2 separate regions of the Homo sapiens genome follow, and region 1 is linked to region 2. The links are chromatin loops, found by intact Hi-C in ENCODE. Cell type or tissue: CD14-positive monocyte. All regions are shown on one strand. Links, peaks and the distances in the headings refer to the core of each region. The heading gives the core; the rest is flanking DNA.

The links. Hi-C counts contacts between places; a loop is a spot of excess contacts. Peaks named below come from ENCODE experiments on the same cell type or tissue, not always from the same donor. Only the 100,000 strongest peaks of a DNase experiment are listed, where the experiment ranks them.
Region 1: it touches region 2 in a loop (2.7-fold over the local background); 3 of 110 quality-filtered maps call a loop at or near these places.

What each region holds. Positions count from the first base shown.
Region 1 is chr2:239,654,808-239,665,995 of GRCh38, reverse strand. LOC105373966 (a long non-coding RNA gene) reads right to left here and starts at 9,588. Exons shown (of 3, transcript XR_924055.3): 1 at 9,257-9,588; 2 at 7,374-7,525; 3 at 3,591-5,308. RefSeq lists an enhancer at 5,012-5,511. In CD14-positive monocyte, for the core only: no CTCF peak of the experiment used is centred there; DNase peaks (open chromatin) are centred at 6,405 and 9,645; H3K4me3 peaks cover 1,865 bases; H3K27ac peaks cover 2,214 bases; H3K27me3 peaks cover 333 bases.
Region 2 is chr2:239,599,796-239,610,983 of GRCh38, reverse strand. No RefSeq gene overlaps it. Among named protein-coding and RNA genes, the nearest start is that of LINC02991, 27 kb to the right of the region's middle. In CD14-positive monocyte, for the core only: no CTCF peak of the experiment used is centred there; DNase peaks (open chromatin) are centred at 4,033, 4,443 and 4,803; H3K4me3 peaks cover 3,411 bases; H3K27ac peaks cover 5,557 bases.

The DNA.
Region 1 (11,188 bases), core at 1,698-9,697, 54 kb before region 2:
AGTGCAATGGAGCAGTCTCAGCTCACTGCAGCCTCTGCCTCCCAAGTTCAAGTGATCCTCCTGCCTCAGCCTCCCAAACAGCTGGGATTACAGGCTCACACAACAACGCCGAGCTAATCTTTTTGTATTTTTAGTACAGATGAGGTTTTGCCATGTTGGCCAGGGTAGTCTTGACCTCCTGACCTCAGGGGATCCACCCACCTCAGCCCCTCAAAGTGCTGGGATTATAGGCGTGAGCCACCGCGCCCAGCCCCCAAGACAAGCTTTCTTAGGGCTGTGCTGCAGCCACCCACTCCTCCTTCCATCCTCCTCCTCACCCCGCCCCTTCACAGGGGCCACCCTGTGGGGTCTCCGAGACCCTGCCCACCCACTCCTCCTTCCATCCTCCTCCTCACCCCGCCCCTTCACAGGGGCCACCCTGTGGGGTCTCCGAGACCCTGCCCACCCACTCCTCCTTCCATCCTCCTCCTCACCCCGCCCCTTCACAGGGGCCACCCTGTGGGGTCTCCGAGACCCTGCCCACCCACTCCTCCTTCCATCCTCCTCCTCACCCCGCCCCTTCACAGGGGCCACCCTGTGGGGTCTCCGAGACCCTGCCCACCCACTCCTCCTTCCATCCTCCTCCTCACCCCGCCCCTTCACAGGGGCCACCCTGTGGGGTCTCCGAGACCCTGCCCACCCACTCCTGTCCTCGAAGGCCTCTCCCCAGTAGATCCCAGGCAGGTCGACTGAAGCCTTGATGGCCACTTCTCGGGGGACTTGACCTGCTTTGCCACTTCCTGCTCAGCTTCCCAGGACTCTGTCTCCAGTGTAACAAATACCCTATATTAAATCCCTCCGTTGCAAATGCCTAGAATGTTTCTGTCTTCCTGCCTGAACCCTGACTGCTCATCACAGACCAAAATAATGGCTGCCTGCATGACCACCGGGAGGTAGAAATGAAATTATTTCTAGAGGTTCTCTGTCAATCACAACAATAAAAACAGCTATTATTGAGCACTCCCGAAGTTCAGGCCCCTGTCTGAATGTTTTCCGTGTGTTAACTCATTCCATTCTCGTGGTAATCCTAAGAGGGGGGATGGTGATTGTCTTCATTTTACAGATGGGAGACATAAAGCACAAAGAAGTAAGTTCACTTGCCTCAGGTTACACAGTAGGGAGCAGAAGGAGGCATGGCCCACATATTCTCCTGCACCGGCCTCCCCACCATTACCATTTCCCAAACACGTAAGACACTTACCTCCATACTTGATGTGTAGTCACAAACATCCAGTGGGCTCCTGTGGCCCTGATACAGGCCCAGCCAGTGTCCTCCAGTCCTCCCACACACCCAGGCATGGCACAGCAGTGACACACATAACCGGGGCACAGGGGACAGTTCCATCATGATGCTTCAGCCCTGGCCATTCCTACTTTCATCACAGAGGCCACCTCCCCCCATCACACTCACCAGGAGGTGGCAGAGGGGTCTCCAGCCTGGGCTGGAAGAAGGTCACACCCTGCTGTTCCCTACCACTCAAGAAGGCCACTTTGTCCTGGCCTTTGCCAAAGCGGGCTCAGGCCCCCAGGCCCCCAGACCCCCACCCCTCGCTTCCCTTGCCATCCTCAGGCTGCTCTGTTCCCTCTCAACCCTGGGGTGTCCCTCTACCTGGAACTAAAGGGGATCCCCTATCTGGGCCTCCTGGCTCATCCTTCTTTGGGACCCTCCTTACATGAAAAGCTATGAGAAGAGCTTATTCATTCATTCATTAAAAAAAAAAAAAAAATGGGCCAAGCCCACAGCTGGGTCCCGTGGACGAAATTGACTCAGAACTCAGAGTCTGGTGGCAAAGACAGGGTGGCAGACACCATCGGTGCAGGAGGTCACTGGAGAGCATCTGTCCACATCAGTCCTTCATGGACCTCTGCCTGGGGCTTTTTCTGGCCCAGAAAAGTAAGTGTCCCAGACTCCTAATACTTTGGGGAGATGAATTCCAGGTGGGTCCTACACAGTCCTCAGAAGGGGTTGGTGGGGCTGAGTAACACTTGTCCTCAGGAGAGTCCGTCTTATTCATTCACACATTGTGTCTTTTCTTTTCTCCCTGTCTCAGTCCCCTAAATAAACTGCCTGTACGCAAGTCCTGTCTCAGGACCTACTTTCAGGAAAACCCAAACTGAGACAATAGACAAGTTCAACGTTGGTGACATTAGGATGTTGGGGTGAGACCGGCCCAGTAGACACAAATGCAAGGCCCCTGTCCCGGGGACTGTGAGGCTGAAGGGATCCTCGTTTCCTGCACATCCCACTGCACCTCCCTTAGTCACATTGGAAAGATGGGCTGGCAGGGGGATGACCTGCCCCCGCCCAGGAGTAGACGCTGGCCTTAAATTCCTGTATCCTGCTACCCCAAGCAGAGCCAGGCTGGCTGTGTCAGCCAAGCCCAGCTGCAAACCAAGAGCCAGCCTCAGACCCCAGCTCTGTTCATGGAAGCTCCCTGAGACCCAGGAAGGAGAGGAGAGATTGTCCTGACCTCGCTCACTCAGGGGCAACCTCGGGATCCCCTGGGAGAGCCCCTCCACCCTCCCAAACAAGCAGTCTGTCAGGTGAAACCACACACTGCTGCTGCTGATGTGTAGATCACCCAACCCTTCAGCCCTTCCCCTTCTTTGGGGACCCTCCTTTCATGAGAACCTATGAGAAGAGCTCATTTATTCATTCATTTTAAAAAATTCCTCTGCTTGAGCCTTCCTCAGGAGTGTTGTCGCCAGAGGCACCCCCAGTCCAGAGGGAATCCAGCTTCCCAGTCTCAAACCTGCCACCTGTCCAAAAGTTAGAGTTACATTTACATAAATCGGGGGTTGTTTTGATCCAAAGTACCCATTTTTCATCCCATCTCTTTGCCTTCATTTCAGTAGTCAGGGTTGTCAGGAATGTGCTCAGTTATTCAGATTTGCAAACACTATAATAAACACAGGGCGAGCCGTCCGTGGACGTTGTCTGCCTTCTTGTTTCGTTCCACGGTTGGCTGGAGAGCAGGGCAGTGATGTGAAGGCTCCGGGGGGGGCTCCAGCTTCACCACTAACTGGCTGCGTGTCTGGGGCAGGTTAATTATGCACCCAGTGCCTCGTCTTTCTTTTTTGTAGAAAAGATAATGATGCCTGTCAGTCTCAAAAGGGCATGCAAGTGTGCTGGACACAGGGCCCACGCTCTGGCACATAGCAGGTGTTTGACAAAGTCATCTTAGCAGAGACACAGACTCCACCAGCGAATAACCCAGGACCAAGGAAGGATTTTGTTTTTTGGTTCTCTCTCAAGTTCTGCTGTATCTGCAGAGACCAAGTAACAGCCTGAGGCTGATAAGAAAAGTGTTGAGTGATGACAATGAGATGACACGTCCTAGATGCTGCAGCAATGAAAGTCCCTTGGCGTGTGTTGGGTGTAAGCTGAGTCCCTCAGGAAAGGCACAGGAAATGGAGGAGCAGAGTGGAGAGGGAGTGAGCTGGCACAAGAGGATGGGCTTTGGGGAGCGAGAAAAACAAGTCAAGACGCCTTTCAGGAGTCTTTCTGCAGGAAGCACCACACCCACCGCCTCCCTGCCCCTTTAAAAATACTCCCGAAAGATACATTGTATCTTAAGGTGTATGAAACAGATCACAAGTTTGTCCCAATAGGCAGAGACTGTGCCACATGGAGCGCTAAGATTTGTTTGGGTTTCACTGACTATTATTTTTCTTTGATAATAAAGAAACTGGACATTTTCACGGTGAGTCCCACAGTGGGGGTTGGAGCATCTGGGAGTTAGTACCTTTTAGCCAGGGATTTAGCTGTGGCATGCATCCTCCAGCTGACAGTAAGTGAAAGGCTTAACTCAAGAAGAGAAAGGACATCGGTGACGGGCAGGCAGGTGGGGGCTCTGCGGTGCTGCGAGGGTGCTGCCAGGATGCTGCCAGCTCCTGGGGCCACAGTGTGGGTATCTACCTGGTTTCTTCGGCAAACAAAGCATCTGACCCTGTCCTCTTCAAGCATCTGGTCAGCATCAACAGGGTACTATAAACACATTGTCACAGTGTATCAGGAAGGAGGGCGGGATTCAGAGGCTGTCAGACTTTTGTTTCTTACAGTGAAAGATTCGAAGATGCAGACAGCATTACTCACAGCATACAAACCCAGATCCACGCAGGGTCCAGCTGCTTTCAGGTGGCGGATATGCCAAACCCCCCATTTTGGTACAGCCAGAGAGGTATGTTTACCTGATCTACCTCATGCAGCCTTTGAATGCTAAACATTGGACATTGTGACAATGAACTTCCCCACAGAATCTGATTAGAAAGAACAAACAAGGGCAAAGGAAGGGGCTAGGGAATGCTTAGCACATGCCCTGTACTAAGCCCTGAGGAAGCCCTGGGAAGGAGACAGAAGAACCCGACGCGGCTGCTGCCTTAGAAGTTCCTCCAGCCCCATAAAAATCATAGCTAATTAGTATAGTGCAGATTGTGGTCAAATACCACAAACAAACACTCCTGAGGAGGCAGGTCAGAAAGGCTTTCTGAAGAGGGAGGTTCAAGGCGAGCCTTGACTGTCAAGCAGAAAGTGAGAGGCAGAGATGAAGGAGTGGCTCACGCTGGTCAGAGGAGAGGCAGAAAGCCATCAGAACACTGAAGAAATCTCACTGTAACTTTCTTATTTTAGTAGACACCACAAAGAGAATCACGTTGCTGTAAAAAAAAAAAATTGAAGTTTTTCCTAGACTCCTTGCAACATAAGGACCCTAAAGTAATCAGTGACCCTTGCATCCATATTGGGCCATTAAAACTGTTGACTTCTTTATTCCTAAATTGATGCCATTTGAATTCAAAGCATAAAGGCACCGACCTAAAATGTGATGATTATTAAAAGTTCCATGGCTCATCGCTGACACCCTCAGCTAATTTTATTTTTGGTAATTGCGTCAATCCAGCTTCAACTCTTCCTGTTCTAAACTTGTTCCGTGCCTTATGTTTTACAAAGCACTGTCTCACACATGCCTGCTTTGACTTCATGCCCACAACAGCATCGAGTGAAAGAATTTGAAACAGAGAGCGGCAAACTGGGGAATGCACGGCGTCCCCACAAATGGCACATGTGGACTCAACCCCGAGTCCCCGTTTCTTGGTCCAGCATGAAGTGTCTCATCAGCCACCTCCAGCTTCTTCTTCCACCGCTGGTCTCGGGGGGGAACCCAACAGACTCACATTTCATGTGAAAGGAATTTCTGCGGATATGGAAAAAGCAATGGCGGATCTCCACCCTTGAAACTCCAACAGTCTATGGTAGCGATGAGATCCAAACCTGCGAATATTTAGATCATAACAAGGTTACTAACAATGCCGCCTCACACCAGAGGGTGTCTCGTCGGTACTTGACAAATGAATCACCTAGGAGCTTCTCCGTAGGTGGCCAGGTGGAGAGGTGACTCAAGGCTGGGTGGCGAAGCCGGCTCTGGACTGGTGCCCGCCTCTGATGAGGGAGGCAGAGGGAGGTGTCTCAGGTGGGGAGGGCTGGAGCTCAGCATGGATTCAGGACAGCAGGAGGAGGGGCAGTGAGCCCCGCAGTGGGGAGCAGAGTGGGGAACTGAGTGAGGAACAGCTGGGGCCAACCCCAGAGTCACAGAAGTGGCCTAGTGTGGCTCCACCTAGTCTGGGGGGCGGGCGGGGGGTTGCTGGACATTTACTGAGATGGAGCTCAGCAATGTTTTATGAGAAAGAACCTAACACGATGTGGGGCTCAGCAATGTTTTAGGAGAAAGAACCTACCCCGACGGTGTTGGAGCCTGCGTGGGAGGGGCGGGGGAGGACCAGGCAGTGGGGGAGGAGTCACCGCGCCAGCCGGGCCTGGACCAGAGTGGGGGCTGTGTGAAGGGAAAGGCAGGGCGTGGTGGAATAGATACAGTGACAAAACCCTCCACACAACTGCCCCACTACCAATTGACCCAGACGCAAGTTTAGGGCGGAGGCAGGGGTGTGGTCAGTCAGCTTCGAGGCCCCACACAAGGATTCTATTGAGAGAAATCAAACAGAAAACGTGAGGCCAGGCCAGGCGCGGTGGCTCACACCTGTAATCCCAGCACTATGGGAGGCCGAGGCGGGCTGATCATCTGATGTCAGGAGTTCCAGACCAGCCTGACCAACATGGCGAAACCCTGTCTCTACTAAAAATACAAAAATTAGCTGGGCGTGGTGGCAGGTGCCTGTAATCCCAGCTACTCAGGAGGCTGAGGCAGGAGAATAGCTTGAACCTGGGAGGCAGAGGTTGCAGTGAGCCGAGATTGCGCCACTGCACTCCAGCCTGGGAGACGAGAGTGCAACTCAAAAAAAAAAAAAAAAAAAAAAAAAGGAAGGAAGGAAGGAGGGAGGGAGGGAGGGTGAGGCCAGATAGGGTCACAGTCTGGCTGGATGACAAGAAGTTCTGGTTTAGAAAGAAGGGACGAGGGACAAGTGGTGTGGCTCACCAGAGTCCAGGCCTGAGGTGCAGGCAAGTGAACATGTGGGCTCCCAGGGGCACAGAGGAGAGCAGAGGAAGGGGAAGGTGTGAGGGACACAGAAGACAGGAGGGAGGGGAGGGATGGGAGCAGCGGAGAGCAGGGAGGGGAGAGACGGGAGCGGCGGAGAGGAGGGAGGGTAGGAAGGAGAGCAGAGGAGAGGAGGGAGGGAAGGCATGGGAGCCTAGGAGTGGAGGGAGGGGTGGGAATGGAGCAGAGGAGAGGAGGGAAGGGAGGGAAGGGGAGCAGAGGAGAGGAGGGAGGGGACGGAAGGGGAGCAGAGGAGAGGAGGGAGGGGAGGGAAGGGGAGCAGAGGAGAGGAGGGAGGGGAGGGAAGGGGAGCAGAGGAGAGGAGGGAGGGAAGGCATGGGAGCCTAGGAGTGGAGGGAGGGGTGGGAATGGAGCAGAGGAGAGGAGGGAAGGGACGGAAGGGGAGCAGAGGAGAGGAGGGAGGGGACGGAAGGGGAGCAGAGGAGAGGAGGGAGGGGAGGGAAGGGGAGCAGAGGAGAGGAGGGAGGGAAGGCATGGGAGCCTAGGAGTGGAGGGAGGGGTGGGAATGGAGCAGAGGAGAGGAGGGAAGGGAGGGAAGGGGAGCAGAGGAGAGGAGGGAGGGGACGGAAGGGGAGCAGAGGAGAGGAGGGAGGGGAGGGAAGGGGAGCAGAGGAGAGGAGGGAGGGAAGGCATGGGAGCCTAGGAGTGGAGGGAGGGGTGGGAATGGAGCAGAGGAGAGGAGGGAAGGGACGGAAGGGGAGCAGAGGAGAGGAGGGAGGGGACGGAAGGGGAGCAGAGGAGAGGAGGGAGGGGAGGGAAGGGGAGCAGAGGAGAGGAGGAGAGGAGGGAGGGGAGGGAAGGGGAGCAGAGAGAGCCAATACTAACCCTGGGCAGTAACAGCATCCAAGCTAGAGGGAAGAACGGCCTTTGGCAGAAGTCCGGGGGAATGGCCAGCGGTCTTTAGTGGAGGTTCAGGACTGCACCAGTAGGGCCTAAGGAAAGAGCTTAAGGAAGCCCACAGTCCTAACAGTGGCTGGCTGGGGACATAGAGAAGGCCACGAGAGTTGGAAGAAATAGCCAGAAATGATGACAGAAAGTCATTGGTTGGCTCAAAGAGAGTAGTTTCTGTAAAAATATTTTTTAATGAAAAGAAGAAGCCAGATACAAAAGGTTCAAAAGAGAAGGAGATGGTGAAGTCAAGGCCATGAGAGTGGGGCAGACACAAGAGGGGACGGGGCGGGGGTCGGGGGGCAAAGGCAGAAACGAGAGCACCTCTGAGACCCTTGCGGGCAGGGTGCCAGGCAGGTCTGTTGGCCTAAGGGAGAGGGCACTGTGGGGCTGGCAGGGCCCGTCAGAGTTGCACTGCATTCCTCCAAATGTCAGGGCCCCCATGCACCTGCCTTGATCTGACATTGAATGTGACCATCCAGGAAGGCAATGAAAAACACACTTCCACAGAACTGTGCCAGGACAGTGAAAACCTCTCCAACAAAAACTTCTCCCTGATGCCACAGGAAATTAAAAACCCCTTTGAAACAAATACTGCAAGAAGAGATGCAAAAAAAAAAATTCATCTTCAAGAGACAAAAAAAAAAAAAAGTTCTGGAGCCCAGACAAAGAAATGGAAGAGAAAGTTAAGAATATGCAGAAATAAAAGCTTCAGTAGAGAAAACAAAGAACAGATGCTGCTAAAACCAGAAATAGGCAAAGATAGAGCAAAACACAAGGAAAAACGTTAAAATGATGAGAAAGAAAACAATAGATCTGGAAGACAGGCAAAAAAAGGACATAACATGTTCATACATGATATTCCCAAAGCAGAGAACAAAACAAAGAGAACAAAAAAAAAAAATTAAAAATGCAAAGATAGAATAGAAGAAAACTAGAATAAAAGAAGGCTTGAATCCGCGTGGTGAAGGGGAACACTATATCTCAAGAAAAAATTTTACAGAATAAACACATTTTTGTAAAATCACAGGGTTTCAAGAATAAATTATTCTATGAACTCCAGGAAAGAAAAAAAGTGAAGATTCAGTTGGCACCAGAGGATGGAGAAGCCTAAATTTGTATTTTCTTCATGTCTACAGAGCATCTCCCCAAAGTGTTGCTCAAATGTAGAGAAAACAGACAGACATTCTCTAACATCCAAAGACTTCAGGAATGGCACCTGTGAGCTCAATTTGAGAAAACAACCTGACAAACTCCAGACAAGCAAGAGACAAAAAAGACATTAAGTAATGATGATACACTAAATTTAAATCCAGAACTATGGCTAAACTTCTACATAAATATTATTTACAGAGTAAAATTAATTTTATAAATTTCTCAATGAAGAAATAATGATATAACAACAACAACCAAAAAAAAAAAAAAAGGAGGTAAGGTGGGAAACAGATACTTAAAACTATCTCCTAGATACTTAAACTGATATATCAAGTATAGTTTGAGCATCTTTAATTTGAAAACCTAGAATCCGAGACGCTTCAAAATCTGAAACTTTCTGAGCACTGACATGAGGCCACAAGTGTAAAATTTCACACCTGACTTCATGTGATGGGTCACAGTCAAAACACAGGTGCACAACCGTTTATTCAGCATTCCCCAGGGGAAAAAGACCCTCCATCCACTTTCAGTGGTGATATATCTTCTCTGCACACACCCAGATTACCCCACACAAGCACGTCCTCAAAGGGTAAGAAAATGGCATGTGTGCAGGCTGGACATGCCAACAGCGGGTTCCCAAATGTCCCACGTAAGCCAAAACCTACCTGCATGACTCACTGTTTTGTTTTGTTTTTTCTTATTCTCTGCTCTGTGGTGTAAAGATATTGCTGGAAATATTAAAAAGGGCTACAGATACCCCTTTGGGCAAACGTAATAAGAAAAAGACAAAGCATTGATTTATGGCACAGAAAGTCCAGCTGTTGGGGAAATAGGACCACAGCTTAAGTGTGAAATGTCTTAGAAAAGAGCGTGGTGTTGGAATGACCACCATACGTGACCTGAAGAAACAGAAGGACAGACTGTTGAAGTTTTATGACAAAAGTGATGAGCAAAAGCTAGTGACAAATGGGAAAACACTACGTAAAGCTAAAAATAAAGATCGGGTTTGTGTATTGAAAGAGAGGATCTGTCAACATCACAATGAACACACATGCCACTTAATGCCATGCTGATTATGAAACAAGCAGAGACCTGTCACAATGAACTGAAATTAAAGGGAACTGTCCAACAGTTACATTGCAGAAATTTAAGAAAAGACACAGCGCTATTTTATTTTCATTTTTATTTTTTGAGGCAGGGTCTCACTCTTGCCAGGCTGGAGTGCAGTGGCGTGATCTCGGCTCACTGCAACCTTTGCCTCCTGGGTTCAAGCAATTCTTCTGCCTCAGCCTCCCAAGTAGCTGGGATTACAGGCACCTGCCACCATGCCTGGCTAATTTTTGTATTTTTAGTAGAGACGGGGTTTCACCATGTTGGCCAGTCTGGTCTGGAACTCCTGACCTTGTGATCCACCTGCCTCGGCCTCCCAAAGTGCTGGGATTACAGGTGTGAACCACCACGTCCGGCCACAGTGCTAAATTTTTAAAGGTTTATGGTGATAAATCATCTGCTGGTCATGAAGCAAAAAAAAAAAAAAATTCACTGATGACCTGATGAATTTGCCAAGGCCATCACTAGTGAAAATCTGATGCTCAGAAAAAGTCTATAATGTTGATAAAACATTACTGTTCTGGTGTTATTTCCAGAGAAATACACGGACTACCGCTGATGACACAGCTCCTACAGGAGGGACAGAAAGACTTTGCTGGGATTTGCAAATGCAGCAGCCATGTGTACGTGTAAGCTTGCTGTGATAGGCAAGAGCCTGCATCCTTATTATTTTTAAGGAGTGAATTTCTTACCAGTTCATATTTTGCTAACAGAAATGCATGGATCACCAGGAACATCTTTTCTGATTGGTTTCATAAACATTTTGTACCAGTGGCTCATGCTCACTGCAGGGAAGCTGGACTGGATAATTGCAAGATTTTGTTATTCCTTAACAATTGTTTTGCTCATCCTTCAGCTGAAATTCTCATAAAAAATAATGTTTATGCCAAGTACTTTCCCACAAGCATGACTTCACTAATTCAGCCACATGACCAAGGTATCCTTAGATTAATGAAGAATAAATAGAAAATCACTTTCTTAAGGAGCATGCTAGCAGCAGTAAACAGATGTGTGTGTGGGGAAGGTTTTCGAAAGGAATTTAGCATGAAGGCTGTTGTTATATGCTGTTGCCAACCTGGAACACAGTGACCAAAGACACAGTCATGCATGCCTGGCACAGCCTCTGGTGTGTAACTACGTTCAGTGATGATGATGAACAAGGTGGTGACTTTGAAGGATTCCATATGTCAAGTGAGAAAAAGATGATGTCTGACCTTCTTACAGATGCAAGAAATATACCTACACAGTCCATCGGCAAGCGAGAAGAAGTGGATTCCAATAAGTCTTTAACATTCATAATGAGGCTTCAGTTGTGCATTCATCGACCAACGATGAAACAGACAAAAGTTCTGAGTCAAGGTGATGATGATAATAGTGATGCTGAGGATGACGTTGTTAACACTGCAGAAAGGGTGCCTACAGGTGCCATGGCGAGAGTGTGTGTTGGGCTTTTTGAACGACTAGAGCAACATGAATTCATAACAGAG
Region 2 (11,188 bases), core at 968-8,967:
TGCAGCTGGGGTGCCGGGCACAGCAGCTGGGGCTGTCGGGGCCAAGGAGGCACACCCCGCCTCAATGTGACTGTACGAGCCCTTGTGGGGATGCACTGCTCCTGCTAACAGGTGAGTGGGAGCTGCTCACCAAGGAAACAGCAATCCTTCTCAGAGCCTGAGGGTCTCAGTGCCAGAAGTCCCTCAGGGTCCAAGAGTTCCAAGACTGCAGCTGACATCCAAAAGAATCCAGCTTCCTTGGCACATCACTAGCAAGGGCCCACCCTACCTGCTCACACCTGCCCAGAAGCACCCATCCCTCCTAAGCGGCCCCTCCTCCCTGCCTCCCTGCATCCACACCTGCAGCCTGGTCAGTGACAGTCTCCTGCCATGTCCACCCATCACCTCCACATCAAGGTCATTCTTCTCTGGGGGCTGTGCTGAGCAAGGAACTGAGGCTTCAGGGCCGATGGACCCCGGCTCACAGTCTCATTATTCCACCTTGACACCGTTATTTAAAGTCTCTAAAGCTTGGGGCTTATCTGTGAAACAGGACCAAAATCCAACCTTGCCGGGTTGTCAGGAGGCCTCGATGAAATGGAAGGGAGAAAGTTCACCCTCCTCTCGCTGGTCTTCTCTTTCCCCATGGAGAAGCCCAGTCCCTTCAAGGGCTCCTGTGACATCCCCCTACCCCTTTATCTATGGGGGAACCTATTCAGAACGTCCTTTCTCTAGCTGGGTTTTTTAGGGTGCCAGGCTCTGGCCATCTGGGCCCTGAGCACGACCGACACCTCGCACACTGTGAGCCCTACTCCTTGCCCCAGCTTCAAAGTCCCAGCGGAGCCTGCACCTCTGCCCCTGATGGCCCCCAATCCCTCGCGCCTCGCGGAGCACAGAGGAAGCTGGGTGCAGACATGCATCTCAAGGAGAAATCAATCAGACCCACTAGTGCCAGCCCAGTTTGCACTCTGGAAATTTATTAAACCCTTACATTATTCATTAGAAATCTCAATCCAGGTTCCATTGATTTGCGTGGTGTCTAGGAACCATGCCGAGCAGTTATTACAGAGAAGAGAATTGATGGCAACAGCTCCGTCTGCCAGCTGCTTGTCCACATCCGCTGCACCGTGGTTCTAGGTGTGAATGGGGTGAGAAGACGCGGCACGCACAGAAGACAGCAGGCGAGGCCGCGGTAAATGCCAAGCAGAGAGGGCACACTGCCTGCCGGCCAGAGGACTGGATATCACTGATCAGAAGAAATCTCAGGCCCGCCTCTCTGCCAGGGAAAGTCTCCTCCCGGGTCGTGCTCCTGCCCAGCCCTGCACCTGTATGTGGCTCCCTCAGGACGACCGCAGGAAGATATCATCACCTGGCATCAGGATATCATCATCTGGATTCAGGTGCCAGTGGAGCTTGGGGACCTCCTGCCTAAGAAGAGGGGAGGTGGATGGTTCCTGTGAAGGCTGCCATTGTTCTCAATGCAGATCAGCCCCCACAGCTCCAGGCCACCAGGAAGCTGAGTGCCGTGACTGCCTGGGGCCTGCGTCAGCTATTCCTCTCCCAGCCTCGCTTTTCCCACGCCTGGCTCACAGTGATCAGACTGTCCCTCATCCACCTGTCCCTCAGCCTTCTGGCGAGACTCCCACTTCACGCTGGCATGCATTAGACACCGAGAACAAGGCTGGGGCCGGGGCGGCACAGACGGGCCCTGCCCTGGGGAACCAGGCTGTCTCAGAGATCAATGTCCTGTTCCTCTCACTCACTCCCCCATTTGACTCATGATCACCATAAGCCCTGGACAATGGCCGTGATCATCACCAACCAACCCAGAGTTTCTGACTCAGCAATGCCCCAAAAGTCATGACTAGGTTGGTGCAAAAGTAAGTGTGATTTTTGCCATTATGTTCAACAGCAAAATCTACCATTACTTTTGCCCCAATCTAATAATAAAATGGTAGTGACCGGCTTTAGGTGGCAGAAAGCACGTGTGGCAGCAGCCCTGACAATACCCAGACAGGATGGGGGGCACCCACTCAGGGCACCGTGGCCAGCAGACTCATTGTCTGCCGCACGTGGCGCTGCGTGCGTCCTTCTCCGTGGAGAGGGCCCCTCAGGCAGTGACCGGGCGCGACACTGTTTCACTTGTGTGGGTTCCCGGCCCTGCTCCCCCAGCTCGCATGTGGCTGGTGGGCTCTGCAGCCGAAGCCCCGCCTGGTCTGGTCCTGGGGACCTTTATAGCTTTTCTGTGTCCAAGTGTTCTTTTCTATCTCATTGATTTTTGTCTTCAGGGCAGTGAAGCTTCATCGTAGTTTCATTGTCAATTTAGCATCTCCCCTCATGTATAATTAACACTTCTTCCCTGATTTCTCAGCGCTCTCAAAGACAGCATCGGCATGTCTACACCTCTCAACAGTTTTAAATTTTTTATTAAATATTAATAAGGAAATAAATACTCAAATGCCTGGCAGTTTATGTAGCATGTATTTTATTGTGTTCAAAATAAATGGGAAGTGTAAATCTTACTGATCAGAATTCTAAGGTCAGCTTTGAAGAGATTAGGGAAGTGACTTCTTGAAAAAAACGTTTTTTTCATCAATAACCACGCTTTCCCTGTTACCCTCCGGTGTTAATCTTTACAGATTAGCTTGTGTTGTTTTTATTTAGTAGCTGAATAGTTACAGATAGTCGCTCATTGCCAGGAGCAATCATGTGAAAAACTCCCTCTGCTGAAGTTGGGGAAAGAAAGCATGGGGCTGGGAGGAAGGAAGAGAAAGAAAGAGAAGAGACCAGAGGAAGAATGGAGAAAGGGAGTGTAAAGGGGGGGAAGGAAGGGAGGGAGGAGGGAGGAGAGACAGAGAGAGGGAGGAGGAAGGGACGCAGGGACACACGCGCAGACTTGAACGCACACCAGCACTCCCTCACGCCAGCCTCGGCCTCTGTCGGACGTCTCTCCTTCGACCTCCTAGGCTCCTCCGACGCAGGGTTGATCACCGCAGCGTGACCCTAGAAGCTGTTCTGACGGACAGCCACAGCCTCCTTGATTAATCTCCAGCCCTGCAGTTTCCTCACCCTCCTCCTGAGCCAGCTCACCCGACACGGTGGTCTGACGGGCCCGTCCAGGCCTCTCTGCAGCCAGCAGGCTGAGAACCAGCAACCTTCTCCCTGTCCTCACTCCTCTGTCTCTCTGTCCTTCCTCCCCAAGGCCCATCTCGTGGCTCAGCCCTCATGTCCATGTCCTGACCACACATTTGCACTCAGCTGCCTACCCCTCGCTGCCCCGTGCCTCTCGTCCTGGGCCCCAGTCCCACTCTGGGGCTCTCTCCTTTTGTCCCTCTGCACCTGAGCAGCTGCCCTTGTTGTCACAGTTGCTGCAATGCTGCCTCCAGTCCCCTCGCTCGTCCTTCACAGGTATGGCCCTCAGTCCATCTTTTGCTTCTTTTCTTGGTATCTGCTCTTTGGAGGACTCAAATGGACATGATGAGTGTGACCCTCACAGGAACCTCAATGCCATCCAACCACACCCCAAGACCAAGGACTTGCAAGGTGTGTCCTAAGGATGAGAAAAGCACACAAAGTGAGAGGAAGCCCCAGAAATGCACAGCACTGTGGTCCCTGTGTTGCATGCAAGTCCAGGCTCAGAGGACCCTCACCCAACAGTGCCCGTGGACTGGCACACGCAGGAGGCTTGCCATTGTCACATGAAGTATGACCACGTTACAACATGTGACTTTTTAAAAAATGTTTTTATTGTAAAATACACAACATAAAATGTACTATCTTAACTAATTTAAGTGCACAGTTCAGTTTCACTAAGTACATTGAAATTGTTGTGCAATCATCACTGCCATCCATCTCCAGAACTTCTAATCTTGCAAAACTACACCTCTGATTCCATTAAACGCTAACTCTGCATTCCCCTCCCCCCAGTCCCTGGTAGCTACCATTCTCCTTTCGGTCTCTGTGAATTTAACTACTCTAAGTACCTCATGTCAGTGGAATCATACAGTATTTGTCTTTCTGCCTCTGGCTTATTTCACTTAGCGTGATGTCCTCAAGGTTCTTCCTGTTTATGGCTGAATAATATTCCCTAGTGTGTAAATACCCCATTTTTTTGTATCCATTCATGGGTTGATGAACATGGGTTGCTTCTGTTTTTTAAGTCTTGTAAATAATGTTGCTAGGAACATGGGTGTACACATATTTCTTCGAGTTCCTGCTTTTAATTCTTTGGTGTATATACCTAGAAGTGAATTTTCTGGATCACATGATAATTCTATTTTTGATTTCTTGAGGACCTGTCATATTGGTGTCCGCAGCAGCTGCACCATTTTACATTCCCACTCTCACTGTCCAAGGGTTCCAGTTTCTCCACATCCTCACCAACACTGGTTACTTTCTGGTTTTTGATAGTAGCCGACCTAATGGGTATGAGGTGGTATCTCACCGCATGTTGGATTTACATTTCTCTGATGATTAATGACGTTGCGCATCTTTTCATGTGCTGATTGACCATTTGTGTATCTTCTTTGGAGAAATGTCTATTCAAGGATGTGTGATATCTTCAGGTTAGTTTGTCAACTGTACCTAAGAAATATGTAAATATCTGAAAAAATGCAAATATGTATTTATTGTTACCATTTGTTGCTTTTATAATTGTTTTAAGTCTTAATTAAGACTATTTTTTAAATGTGTACTTTAACATTCTTAGCTAAATTAGGGAAGTAAAATTTGTATCATTATTTTTAGCTCTACTACGTGATTGTGCAATCAGTTTCACTGGACATTTGTCAAGGAAGGAGACTCCTTTTTGAAATGCAGCGGAAATGGCCAACCAAATGTCAGTGATGAAAGTGATGCCAAAAGAAGAAAGCCACGAGTGGGGCAGGTTGCTCAGAGCTATGATCCTTCATGCATTGAGCTCAGTGTTGCAGCCATCATTGACGGGGAAGTGCTAAAACCACGTTCTGTTATTTGTGGAAATGTAGGAGTAGCTAAAGAACCAGTGAAACTATCAAAGCTTAAGTGGTGGTTATATACAAAGCATGGAAAAATGCAAAAACAAAGCGTGTTCTTTGAAAGAATAAGAAGCTGAGAGATGTTCAATATTTTACACATAGACCTTAGTGCTTTCTGAGTTTCTTACAAAGCAGCATTTTGAGTCGCGAAAACCAAATAAAATCACCGACGCACTAAGGAAAGATGGCATCAGAGATGTTTTCAGGAAAACGTGGACAGAATCCATGACAAGGAAGGCGGCTCAAGTACCACTTCCCAACGATGCCAAAGATCAATATATGCATGAACTGGCTGGTGGTATAGAAGACCAATCCACAGAGCAAGTAAAGCTAGCAAAATATTTCTCATTAAAATTCGACGATAACACAAATATTGCTAGCATGGCAATTCTTTGAGCCTGTATGTGATTTGAACTTGATATGAAGGAAGAAATTTTTTTCAGCTTCATTGCCAACAAATACAACTAGCTTTAAACTGTATAAAACTATGAAGGATTGAATTGTCAACAAATATGGCTTGGAGTAGGAGCTTAATTTAAGGAGCTAACGCTGGGATCTAAATCAGCACACTGCTTCCTTCATCAAGAAAGTCTTGCTTTAGGAAAAAAAAAAAAACCCCACTGAACTAGATTATGCTTAGGAGCAAAGTAAAAATTATGTGTTTTGCAGTAGTTGGGCATGGTATACTTATATTACAATATGTATTATTTTAAGGCTGTGTGTTAATGTTGAACTTTATCTCTTTGTAACGATAGAAGGTTGATTAAGAACAACTGTTATTACAAGCTGAAGTGCAATGGTAATGAGAAGATCTTTGTCTAGATTGTCTGACATATAGATTGATCTCTTAATACTTCTGAAAGATAAGAAACCAATTAAGTGCCAATGATTTAAATATTTGTACAGCCAAACTTGCTTATTTGTATGACACCTTTGGGATTTTAAATATTTTTTCCAGCAAAGAAGAAATACAACACATTTGGCAACTAAGAGTTGAAGGCAAATGCAAAAGTTAAAAGCTTGGAAGAATAAAGTTTCTTCAATTATTGTGACATAATTTCTACTACTTAACAACAACCGTCAATGAAGTACGACGTGATCATGATATTTCACATCCACGAAAAAAAGTTATCATCCAATGACTGAGAAGTTTGATAGAACTTTCTGAATTTTGCTTTCTACCAGAAGAGGTCGATGCATAAGAAATTCATGGACCCAGAGTCCATTTCCTTCATGGAAAGATGTTTCAAATGTAACTAAAAATCTACAGAATAAATTGTGAAACTAGCTAATGATGAAGGATTCAGTATGGATTTTGAAAATACATTATTTTCTTTATTTTGGATAAAAGTTTAAGATGAATATTCCATATATGCTGAAAGTGCTTTAAAATCTCTTCTGTTATTTCCATCAACATGCATTTTTGAGGCTCATTTCTGTTTATGTTATTAAAACAAGACACTTAAACAGTTTAATATACATCATTCCCTATGAGCAGTATATCATCACCAGCATAGACTAAGTAAATATACAATTCTTAAAACCTGAGCTCATTTGCTGTATTCAAAGCCATTAATGTTGGCATACATAGGTTTGTTCATAGATGTTTGTATTAGTTATCTGTGGCTGTGTAACAAATTACCCCCCAGAAATTAGTAGCTTAAAACAACAAACATTTCTTCTTGTGCAGTTTCCCAGGTCAGGAATCTGGATGCAGCTAAGTTTGGGGCCTCTCCCAAGGCTACAGGCAAGCGCTGGCCATGGTTGTGTCTCATCTGAAGGCTCAAGTGAAGGAGGAGCTGCTCCAAGCTCACTCATGTGGTGGTCAGAGGATTCAGTTCCTTGGGCTGTTGGACCAAGGACCCCGGTTTCTCCCTGGGCTTCCCCCAGGCTGCAGAATGTCCTGAAGGAGAGGGAAGTGGTCTGTGCTCTGAGGACCCCTCCCTGGAACAGTGTCTTCTGGTTAGAAGGCAGCAGTGAGGGGCTCCTTCCAGAGGCGACCTGGAGCCTAGAGCAGAATGAAGCAGCAGAGTGAGCGCATGGAGGCCTGTGGGGCAGGTGCAAAGGCCCCGTGGCAGGCACATGCTTGGCTGTGGAGCCTGAGGATGGACTCCACAGCTGGAGGCTTCACTCAGATCTTTGCCACATGGGCCTGTCCGGAGGGCAGCTCACAGCATGGTAGATGGTTCCCATCAGAGGTAGCAGCAAGACCAGAGCCAGAATCCTCCCATAACCTAGTTACAGAAGTGGCATTCCATCGCATTTGTCATATTCTAGTCCTTACAAGCAAGTAGTCCAGGCAACACTTGGAGAGAGGGATTGCCCAAGAACGTGAATGCCAGGAGGTGGGGACCCTTACACGATCTCAGAGGCTGCTGGCCACACCTTTTAACAAGGAGAAATGCTGAATTCGCTTTTAACTTCCTGTTCAGTGACAGAGAGTGACAAGAGTGACTCTATATTTATCACAGACCTGCACACTTTCAATAATTTATTATAGAAACAACATAATTTATTTCTTTTTCTCTGTATTGTCTTGGTTTAATATTCATGAAGATGTGGTTTTATACCTGTCGAATCTAATAATAAAAACAATTGGGGCTGATCTGCTTTTTTATTTGATTTCTCTAGTGATTGACTGTATGTTATGAAAGCAGGCTCCCTGCCCCAGGTGCACGGTGAGGTGTGGGAGCTCCGGGGAAAGGCCCCTGTGCTGGTGGCTGGAGCCGCCCATTCCCCGAATGGTGGCCGTAAAGCTCTCGTGGGGTATGGGTCGGGTCAAGCCATGCTCCACTCAGAGCCCTCGGTGGCTGTCGCCTTCTTGCTTGGAATACCATCCCCAGCCGCCTCTCAGATCTCCCAGGCCCTGCAGTGTGGCCCTGACTCCTCCCTACTTTCCCTCCTCGGCAGCCACAACGCCTGTCCTCAGACTCCACAGCCAAGCATGCGCCTGCCACGGGGCCTCTGCCCCTGCCCCCAGGCCTCCGTGGGCTCACGCTGCGGCTTCATTCTGCTCTGGGCTCACAGGTCCCCTCTGGAGGGAGCCCCTCACTGCTGCATCTAACAGGAAGACCTTGTCCCAGGGAGGGTGCTGGAACAGAGGCTGAGGGAGCCCCTCACTGCTGCATCTAACAGGAAGGCCTCGTCCCAGGGAGGGTGCTGGACCACAGGCTGAGGGAGCCCCTCGCCACTGTGTCTAACAGGAAGACCTTGTCCCAGGGAGGGTGCTGGACCACAGGCTGAGGGAGCCCCTCACCGCTGCGTCTAACAGGAAGGCCTCGTCCCAGGGAGGGTGCTGGAACACAGGCTGCTGCCCTTTCCTTCGGGATGCTCTGCAGCCTGCACTGGGCCTCTCTGCTCTTTGCTTACTGCCCAGCGTCGCTTCCACGCAGACTGGAATGTGATTTTGTGGGTGGTTTGCTGCTGCATGCCGGGGCCTGGGTAGGGCTGGGACACGGCGGGTGTTGCCTGAACACCTCAGAATGAAGGAGCAGTGAGGAAGGGCTGAGTCTGGGAACCAGCTCTGCTGTGGAGTTGTCTAAGGAAGCTCCGTTATGCAAAACGCCTCATTGAGGGACCACACCCTCCCCAGCCACACACCACAAAAGGCTCCTGTTCAAGGGTGTGAACACCTTTATAACATCAGCTGAAAGATGACTGACAACTGAAAGCCAATGGCAGAACAGCACACGGCCTCTCAGGAAGCAACTCGGAAGAGTCGCGGTGCTTGGGATTCAGAGACACTGACAGGGCCAGGGAAGGAGGGGACCTGTGTGACGAAGCTTGTCCTGAGCTCTAGTCTCTGCCCCCAAAGACCCTGAGACACAGCGTCATCATGTGTCATGGCTTTAGGACATCCAGTGTCCCTCCCCCAAGTTCAAAGACCCCAGGGAGAGCCAGGGGGCCCAGGAGGGACCAGAGGAACAGGGAGCCGGGAGGAGGCCAGGAAGGCCAGAGGGTAAATGGGAAGGGTCTGGAGTCCTGGGCGTCCTGGGACCAGCCATCTGAGGGTGGCTGGCTGGCTGCAGCTGGTTTTAAAGATTTAGTGGACAACTGGAGAAACCCCAGTGTGTGGGTAGAAGCTAACCTCTGGGCAGCATCCTCCAAGAAGCGTCTCAACTATCTCAGTGTCTGCGATGTTGCAGATCAGAGAGCCACCGAGCTACTTCTAAGCTTGGTACCAGAGGAGCCAAAGCAGCCACGGGGCCGAAGTCTCCCGGCAGCACCCCTGTCTGCTCCTGACGGGATAACTGGACCCACAAAAGGCTTTGTTGCTGCGGTTCCCCACGGTGGTTTCCTATTGTGGAGGAAACAGGCTCAGGTCAGGAGATCCAAACAGTCAAAGGACCCAGTCCTCCTAGCAGGGCTCCCTGAAGGGCGCGCAGCAAGTCAGACGCTGTGAAAATCCAAACTGACAAAGGACAGAGGCCGGGGTGGGGAAGCAGGCAGGAGCTGGTCCTTTGCCTCACAAAAGGGCACCTGCAGGGGAGAGGCCTGCCCTGCAGTGGGACTTTCTTGTTTGGGGAACAATGAGGTGACCCGGGGGAGTCTAGGCAGAGCAGGTGGGGACAGGCAGCCTGGCCTTGAAAGGCTCAGGTCCAGGGAACCAGCCAGAAGCCGAGATCAAGGACCTCTGAGCCCCGACAGTGCCCCCACTCACCTGGTGGAGACTGGATTCATGCAGGGCTTTGCAGACTCTGGGGCACTGGGGCCTGTGAGCCACACAGTTTGCAGCTGTGCTGGCGGGAGCTTGAGAGGGTGGGAGGGCTCTGCAGGTGAGGAAACTGAGGCTGGTAGGGCAGAGAGGCTTCCCTGTGCCAAGCCTTGCCCAGCGCTCCAGAGCTGCGTGGGGCTGGGACACCTACAGCCTGGTAGCCTAAGAACTGAAATCTGAAAAATGTAAGTTTTATATAAAACAAGTAGATTATGGCGAATACAAAATCCACATGCATCTTTGAAGTCCAGTGTGAGGTTCAGAGAAAGGCTTGGAAGCTGCAGGCCACATGGACCCAGCCCAGATCCCAGGTCCCTGTGCTCCAGCAGCAAAGTGGGGTGCCCTGGATGAGCAGTGGGAGGCCCAGGGAGGAAGAGGCCTCCATCCATGTCCCCCTCTGAAGGTGAGCGGGCGGGAGGGGAAGGAGGCCACCGCTGCCTGAGGTGGCCCTGGGGGATGTGGCCTGAGTGCAGCTGGGCCCCAGGACAGGGGCTGACGTGGTCTCTGTGGCCTCTCCCAGCCCTTTGCTGTCCTTTCTCAGCTGCTGCTCTTTCCTAGATTCTCATCCCCCAGTGTGGGGTGCCTTTTCCCAACCTCCCTCTGGAGCCTCCCGTCAATCACATGAAAAAGAGAGAGAGAACTGCCATCCCACGGAAAACTCGGAATTTCCCTTTCTCCCTTTCTTTCTCTGTGGCAAGTCTTGGCCAGCACCCTGAGCCCACAGGCAAGATGCCTCACTGTGCCCTCAGCCCCCTTCCCACTCTGGGAGCAGGATGGGGTCTGAGGGACCCAGTCTTCCCGGCCACGGACCATTATTATCGAAGTAGGAAGTAATACTCCAAGATGGATTTCACTCTCAACTGGAAGGTCCACCCCATTCCTCGCTCAGCAGGCCAGGGAGCCGGGACTCCAGGCAGAACGCTCAGACCCTCTTCCCCGAGCAGCCTCTCCAGCCAGAGTGAGGAGCCGCACACCTCATTATCACCCACAATCCTCCAGCAGGTGCCTGCAGCCACTAACAGTCCCTGCAATTCAGCAGAGCCTGTGCTTTAATCGTCAACAAAGCAGTAACACCACAGGCAATTTCTGAAACAGCAGCCCCCAGGGAAGAGAAACGTGCACGTCTCTGGAGAGGTACGCTTCTCGCCAACTCATTTTCCAGCCTGAGAAAAGGTCATGTGGCTTCACGTGGAGCATTTCTCACCAGGCTGTGGAGTCCAGCAGGACAGCATGGGAGGTGAGTGGGCACCTTACCAAGGAGGTGTTCCTTAGCATCCCTGAGAGAGCCCCACAGGGCCTTCCGGGCTGCTGAGTTTACATGTCTTTAACACGGAAACATGGCGCTTCTTGAGAAAGAAAAGTTTCCAGATGGCAGGGCTCGAGCACACTGAAAAGGATAAATATTGGTGGCCTGTAGTCCTCCAAGCTTATGGGGGCCCAGCAAGAACAAGAAGGGAGGGAGATTCACTGTTGGACAGTG